Linked DNA regions of Mus musculus: all the other regions are linked to region 3. Evidence: chromatin loops called from intact Hi-C (ENCODE). Cell type or tissue: heart. All regions are shown on one strand.

Region 1 (2,500 bases), 68 kb before region 3:
TCCTAAGATGGCAAAGCATGACACAAAGTCCTCCAGAGGCCACCAGCCCCACAATCTGGAGGGCAGATGTCACTGTGGTTCACACTTCTGCCACAGCTCAGTATCCTCCAGGACCTGTTTACCAATGGGGATTCTCTCACTACGTAGTGTTTGTTTTGTTTTGTTTTTAGACAGGGCCTCACTATATAGCTCTCGCTGGCCTAAAATTCACTGCATAGACAGGGCTGGACTTGAACTCACAACAAATTCACTGTATCTGCCTCCTGGGTGCTGAGATTAAGGGTGTGTAGTGCCATGCCTAGCTACTGGATCTATAAGCCCAGCTACTCAAAGGTATGAAGGATTCCAAATTCAAGGCCAGCCTGGACTACAGACTGAGCTCCAGGCTGGCCCTGACAGCCTAGTGAAGGAAAATAGTTGAAGAGATCTATGGATATAGCTCAGTGAGTGCTTGCCCGAGATACTGACACATGCTCGTCAGAAGCTTAGACAAGACTACTAATATGAGGCTAGCCTGGGCTACAAAGCCAAAGTCAGAAATAGGGATGGAGGAGATGCTGAGACAGCACAAGGGTCTTCTATAGTTTGCTCTGCCCATTTATGGGGAGGGAGCTCATTCTGCCCAATTCCAGGTTGCCAACTCAATGAAAGCCAACTCAAAAGTGAGGACAGATCGGCAGGCACAGGCACTCGCCCCTTAGGGCCTAATCACCAGAGTTCCATTCCCCAGTTTCCACACCACAAAGTAGGAGAAAACTGACTCCAGCTGTTGTCTTCTGACCTCCACATGCATGCACACACACACACACACACACACACACCCCTTTTTAAGCAATAGTGCTGGGTTGGAGCGATGGGTTCAGCAGGTACTGCTCTTGCAGAGGACCAGAGTGGTTCCTGACACCTATAAGGAGGCTCACAACTCTCTGGAACTACAGTTTCAGGGGATCAATTGCCCCCTTCTGGCCTCCACGGGCTATGCACACAAAGTGCGCGCGCACACACACACACACACACACACACACGCGCGCGCGCGCACACACTGGTGCACATAATAGTAACTGGAAACTGTAAAACAAGGCTGCAAAATAACTTGTTGTGTCTTGTCTTCTGACAAACCCTTCTTCCAAGCCTTGGTGCTGTAAGGTCACCTGGGGAAATTCCGCTGAATGACCTTGGGCAAGTCACCACTGCCCTCCCGACCGCGACAGACAGCCTCCGGCCCAAAGCAGCTCCCACACCCTCGCTGCCGCCCTTGCCCCAGGCGCGCGTGTCCCGCCCAGCCGCCGCGGGGGCCTCTCACCCGGGCGTGCACTGTCCCCATGGCTCCCTCTCCGGCTGCTGCCCCAAGGCGGTGCCCGCGCCCAACCAAACTCAGCTACAAACACAAGAGGCTCGGCTACAGGTCACGGAAGCTGCGTGCCGAGCGCCGCCATGTTGTACCACCTAGGGTCCGCCCCCTGACTCAAGACCCTCCGCTCATTGGTCCGTATGAGAGAGTGACCCGGATGTTCACAAGAACGCCAGGAAGCCCAGTGCAAGCGTGGAGCGTTCAGTGACGCCCAGAAAGCTGCGGTTATGGGCAGAGCTGGTCCCGTGAAAAGGCAACGGAGCTGAGCTCCTCGTTGTATGGGGGCTTACCCCGGTCTAGTCCTTGGAGCCTCAGTTCCACTTCTAAGGTGTGAGCAGAAGGGCGCAAGGAAGACAGAGTGTGTGCTCCGGGAACCGACGGGTCCAGTAAAAAGGGTCTGGGCTGAGGATGGGGTGGAGGCGTCTTTAAAGAGAGTTCGGTATGTAAAGATACTTGCCTCCAAGCCTGACAGCTTGGTTCAATCCTGCAGACCCACATGGTGTTAGGAGCGAACAGACTCTCAGAAGTGAATAAATTTCGCCTTCCCAGACTCCTCAGAAATGTGTATGACATTTAATTTATGTATTTACTTATTTATGAGACAGGGTTTCTCTGTGTAGCCCTGGCTGTCCTGGAACTCACTCTGTAGACCAGGCTGGCCTCGAACTCAGAAATCCGCCTGCCTGTCTCCCAAGTGCTAGGATTAAAGGCGTGCGCCACCACTGCCTGGCGACATTATATTTCATTTAAAGGTTTTTCCTGTGTAGGCCCGAGTGTCCTGGAACTTGCTCTGTAGACCAGGCTGGCCTCGAACTCACTGAGCTCCATCTGCCCCTGGCCTCCAAGTGCTGGAATTAAAGGTGCATGGACCACCACCACCCACATTCATATTTTTAAAAAATACTTATTTATTTATTATATGTAAGTACACTGTAGCTGTCTTCAGACACTCCAGAAGAGAGCATCAGATTTCGTTACGGATGGTTGTAAGCCACCATGTGGTTGCTGGGATTTGAACTCAGGACCTTTGGAAGAGCAGTTGACACGCTTAACCGTTCAGCCATCTCACCAGCCCCAGATTCATATTTTTTAAAAGATGAATGGAGCTCTCTTGAGTGTTCAGGTGAGGACGGTTACATAAACAAAAAA
Region 2 (2,500 bases), 310 kb before region 3:
GGATTTTCTCTCTTGCTCTATGTTTTATTTGAGGGACCTAGACCATGGAATTAGATCTATTGCTGTCCCTGGCTTCTAGCTTTTTGCTACCTAAATCCGTGTGGTGGCTTTGATAGGTACCCATTTGTTGTTGGTCAGTGATAGCACAAATATCCCTGTCTGTCTTCACCAGGGCCATCTGCCAGCTGCTGCATGTCCCACAGAGTCCCCCATTCTCCCCCGAGGGCTTTGTCACAGCCTGATGTATTCAGATACATCTAGTAGCTATGCATTTTAGAGCTCTCTCCAGCCTTGTAAAAGAGTGTCAATCTGAATTCAGCTTGGGGAATATAAGCATCTCCTCTGGCTTTGCATGGCTGGGGTGGCCTGTGAGATTCAGTGCAACCACTCTTTGCCTTGAGGGGTCGCCTGCTTTTGGCCATCATTAGACACAGTTTGATCTTTTGACCTTTGGTCTATTTCCAGGTCTCTTTCTTTCAAACAGTGCCACTGTGACACCATCCTAGAACCTGGTACCCCTGAACCAGTGGGGCCTCTGCTCAGCCAAGAAGGGTGTTAGCCATACCTGGTGTCTGGGTGGGTAGAGGGGGAAGGACCCAGGGTGTAATACGGCGAGCCTCCCTGACTGGCTCCTCCTGGGGCTCTTTGAGCGGCTGGCATGCGACTGGTTTCTGTGTGGCTCCGAATCTGTCGAGGGGGAAGAAGAAGATCCTAATGAGGTTATCAACTTTGTACCACCATGGTCCTCAAAGGACAGTGACAAAAGCATTCAGGTGGCCCAAGTTCAGAAAGGCAAAGGGACTAACCCAGAGCAGCAGAGCTAAGAAGTGGCAGAGCTGAAACTTGAACCTGTGTTCAGACTCTGAGCTCAGAGCCCTTCCTGCACCATGTCAGCTGCTTAGGTTGTAGTCTCAGCTTTGTCACAAGCTAACTGGGCACACACACACACACACACACACACACACACACACACACACACACGCACACATACACCCTGTGCTCCCTCTTGTACACTGATAATCAGTGCAGCACCCCTAGCCTTAAGGATGATGTAACCTTCCAGTCCCTACCACAAGGCTGCCACATGGGTGCCCTACATGGCACCCAGTCCTCTGGGCTGCCACGGTCCATCTGGATTATGGCTAGATAAGGGCACACAGACCCAAGTGTGCTGCCTGCCAGAATGGATAAAAAAGGTTTATCTCCGGCCTGGCTCAGGAGGGTGGATTCCAGGGGCAGCGGGCGGGAGTGCAGGGAGCTGGCCTCCTTTATGGCCTGGCTCTTAATGCCACCCAGAAGCTGCAGTGCAGGCTGCTGTAGGAATGCCAGCCCAGGGCAGGCAGGGGGCTGAGCCACACAGATCCGGTGTGGGAGATGTTGTGAGGAGAGACAGGCAGGGTCCAGGGTTGTGCCCAACCTGAAGTATCTCAAAGAGCAGGGAAGCGTGGCTCTCCCTGCAGACAGGACATACATAAGCCCCTCAGGCCTGGCCATGTCCTTGCTGTGTGACTTTGGGCTTGTGCTGACCTTTTCTGTGCCTCAATGTCCTTATAGCAAGGGTCTAGAATGGAAGGTGATAGGAAGAGAGAGCTAGGTGAGAGACCAGAACCTGGTGCATGCTACAGCTACAGGCCTGAGGTGGAGGTAGGTTGAATGCTCCGTGAACCAGCAGGACATGGCCTTTACCCGGGGCAATGGGCTGGAGGGTGAGAGATGGCAGTCATTATGGAATCAGGACAGGGAGGGGCCAAGCCAATATGGAGTCAACCAGTGTTGACCGACTGCCTAGAGTCCCTGACATCTCTGGGCTCTGGAGACATTTGTCCTTGTTGCTGATGCTGAACTTATGTTTTTTTTTCCTGCATGCCTCAGGATAGTGAGGGTACAGGAGGTGTCCGCACAATGGTACCCTAATGCCTATCTGTCTTCTCGAAGCCAAGACCCAGGGGCAGATGTGTGCTGAGCCCCGGCACAGCTGGGACGTTTCCCTGGGCTTCTCATCTAAGAACTGACTCACTGGAAGCTGATCAGGCCCTGTGGGACAGTGAGCCCAGAGTCTGGCCTATGTAGAGTATGGTAAGGGGTCACCGGTGACATGTTCCTAGCCTCTGCATCTCTGGGAGCAGATGGAGTCCTTCCAGCACACACGAGGTGGGCGGGGTAGCAGGCTGGACTACTGGAAGCCTCTTTTGCCTATACAAGGCCTGACCCAGTCACTTGCCTTTGATGGGGTTTAGGGCTGATGGTGACTGCAGCAGCTGCAGGGGGTGGCAGCCAGTATATGCAGGTGTTTCTGGACCCTGCCTTACAGAACTCTGCAAATAGACACCTTATGGAAGTTTCCAGAAGGTGGTAAAGACAGATGGGGGGGGGTCATTAGTGGGAGCCTGGGTGCTCAGGGATAGAAGCCCTAAGGGAGCACAGATAGCTCGTGGCCTGCCTATATCCTAGTTCTGCCACACCTTGCTTTGTGACTTTGAGCTTCTGCTGACCCTCTCTC
Region 3 (2,500 bases):
TGCTGCTAAGCTACATTACCTCAGTGGGGTTTCCCCCACCCATGAGCCACCCTTGCACATCTGCAAGCAGCCTCTCCTTTAGCAGGGAACTCAGGTTCCACGGTCCCCTCAGTTTCTTCTTTGTCACCCCAGTTAGCCTGGCTTATGGGCTCTCCTGTATTCCTCGTCTAGGTTTCTGCTCCTCCATTTGTTAAAAAAAAAATGGGGCTGGTATTATTTATTATCTCTCAGGGCTGTGGTAGAAACGAGACTGTATTACCAAGAAGGCCTCAGCCTAAAGCCAGGGAAAAATGTATGAGTAAGGAATGAAAGATGGCAGACAGGGGGGGAAATGGGGTGGAAAGAGCCCCTCACTCCAGAATCGGACCACGAGCCACTAATAGCCAAATTACCTCCAAAGCAGGTGTTCATCTTCCTGAAGTTCAGCTGGCGAAGGTGCCTCCCACCAGGCCTTGCAACCCGAGTTCCATCCTTCAGACCCACATGTGGAGGGGATTGAACCAACTCCTTACCACAGACGGTCTTTTCAGAAGCACATGTGTACCATAGTACACGCACCCATACATATACACACAGACACAGACATAGTCACAGACACACTCACACGCGTGCACACACACACACACAAATTAAACGCTTTAAAAAACTGCCCCCCTCCTTGCTTTCTGTGCACACTGTCCTCTTCTTCCACGACTCTGTCTCAACACTTAATAAACTCACTAATCCGGTTCATTCTATCTGGTTCTGAAATGCTTGTTGTGGTGAAATCAGGACTTGGCTTTATCTGCGAGGAGTCCCTAAACAGGAAGGAACCTCTTCAGGCTGCTGGCAGGTGACACCACCACAGCCACAGTGTACAGTTGCAAAGGTGTGTCCTTAACCTCTGCCCTCCAGCCCCACCTGATCCTTGGTTTCTTTTCTTTTTCTTTTTTTCTTTTTGGTTTTTCAAGACAGGGTTTCTCTGTATAGCCCTGGCTGTCCTGGAATTCACTTTGTAGATCAGGCTGGCCTCGAATTAGAAATCTGCCTGCCTCTGTCTCCCAAGTGCTGGGATTAAAGGCGTGCGCCACCACTGCCTGACCCACCTGGTCCTCAGACTCTCACCTGGAAACCAGCTTCCAGGTGCTCCTTCCAGGTGGCTACATCACATTGCCCTGCAGAGGACTTACGGGCATAGGCCTGCTGCCCCCTCCTGGCTGCTGGAATGGGGCTGGTGCAGGGAGCCCCTGAATGGAGCTTAAGCCTAGCTCAGCCACAAAGCACCCACCTGTTGTCAGCCCCTGGGTACAGTGAGGTCTCCTTCCACCTCCCATCACCGGGGACTCCCCAGAGTCACGCCCTCTAGGACACTTCACCTGCGACCTTTCTAATAGTTACATTTATTATTTTTACACCACAGAGTGAGGTTTGCATTTAAGTTGCAATGTGTTTATCTTAGTGTGTGTGGGCGGTGTATGTGTGGAGGTCAGAGAACAACCTACAGGAGCCAGTACTTTGCTTTGGCCATGGATATGGGGGGGGGTAGAACTGGGGTGGTCAGGGTTGGTTGCGCTGTTATCGGATGAGCCACGTGGCTGGAAGGCGAGCCTGTAGGGGGGATGTTTGCACCAGGCAGCATGCAGTGTGATGCTCTCTTTCCTTATTGGTTACTTGCAAGAGTCTCCCATGCTCAGTGTGTGTCCCGCTGAGTTCCACTCACCCCACTTCTTTACTGGAGTCCTCTTTGCTCACTACCCCACATACTGCTGCTATCTTCCTCTTCTTGGCATCCTGGGGTGCACTTCATTTCCCCTGACCCTCATGGCATGTCTGGCTTGACTTCCCCATGATGACTTGGCTGTGTAGCACCTATCATCTCACCTGCTCAGAAATATACATTTGAGAGCCTGGTCCATGCCAGGCGACTTCCCATCGTGACTGCAGAGAGGAGAGATCTTGTGTGTTTGAAGGCACTGTTCTATAGCAACCTTTCCTTGCAGAGCCTAGATCCCAGGCCTCTCACCTCCCACTTACGGTGCTGGTCCTTGACCTCTGGCCTGAAGATTAGGTGCAGTCCTTCCTGATTGTGCCTCTTTCCCTCTTTCAAAATGCAGACACCTGGAGGTTAGGTGAGTGTAATTGGGAATCGTGTAGGCTTGTAATGTAATGCCTGGTGTACACGTGGAGAGGGTGGCTGCACCAACCCCTCACTTGCTAGGGCCACAGCTGACAGCCTAGGGCGGAGCCACTCTGCTCAGCCTCCCGGAGCTCCATCCCCATCCCGGCTTAGTCCCATCACATTGGGGCCCTAGTGCACAGTTCCTTCCTTTGAGCTCCAGCTGAGGAGTCTGCAGCCCCGCGTCCCAAGCACCCTATTATGGACTTCCTGGAGGCAGAGGGAGGTTGGAACCTGTCCTTCTCAGGCTCTGGCTACATGGGCCTCTACCACGTGGGTGTCACCCAGTGTCTGCGACAGCGAGCGCCTCGCCTCATCCAGGGTGCCCGCCGCTTCTATGGCTCC

Evidence for each region. A loop is a pair of places that touch in the nucleus more often than their neighbours do. Peaks named below come from ENCODE experiments on the same cell type or tissue, not always from the same donor. Only the 100,000 strongest peaks of a DNase experiment are listed, where the experiment ranks them.
Region 1: a loop joins it to region 3, with 2.3 times the contacts of the local background. A loop is called at or near these places in 5 of 42 quality-filtered maps.
Region 2: it touches region 3 in a loop (1.9-fold over the local background); 2 of 42 quality-filtered maps call a loop at or near these places.

What each region holds. Positions count from the first base shown.
Region 1 is chr15:84,191,188-84,193,687 of GRCm38, reverse strand. Samm50 (SAMM50 sorting and assembly machinery component) reads right to left here and starts at 1,448. Exons shown (of 15, transcript NM_178614.5): 1 at 1,304-1,448. The coding sequence starts at 1,324. In heart, a CTCF peak has its summit at 963 (motif pointing left); a DNase peak (open chromatin) is centred at 1,477; H3K4me3 peaks cover 2,008 bases; H3K27ac peaks cover 1,755 bases.
Region 2 is chr15:84,429,324-84,431,823 of GRCm38, reverse strand. All of the region lies in intron 1 of Shisal1 (shisa like 1), which reads left to right. Gm46527 (a long non-coding RNA gene) reads right to left here and starts at 1,008. Exons shown (of 3, transcript XR_001781727.2): 1 at 807-1,008; 2 at 566-687. In heart, a CTCF peak has its summit at 1,257; a DNase peak (open chromatin) is centred at 1,153; H3K27ac peaks cover 584 bases.
Region 3 is chr15:84,122,970-84,125,469 of GRCm38, reverse strand. It overlaps Pnpla5 (patatin-like phospholipase domain containing 5), which reads left to right and starts at 2,295. Exons shown (of 10, transcript NM_029427.1): 1 at 2,295-2,500. The coding sequence starts at 2,357. In heart, a CTCF peak has its summit at 1,192 (motif pointing left); no DNase peak of the experiment used is centred here; H3K27me3 peaks cover 187 bases.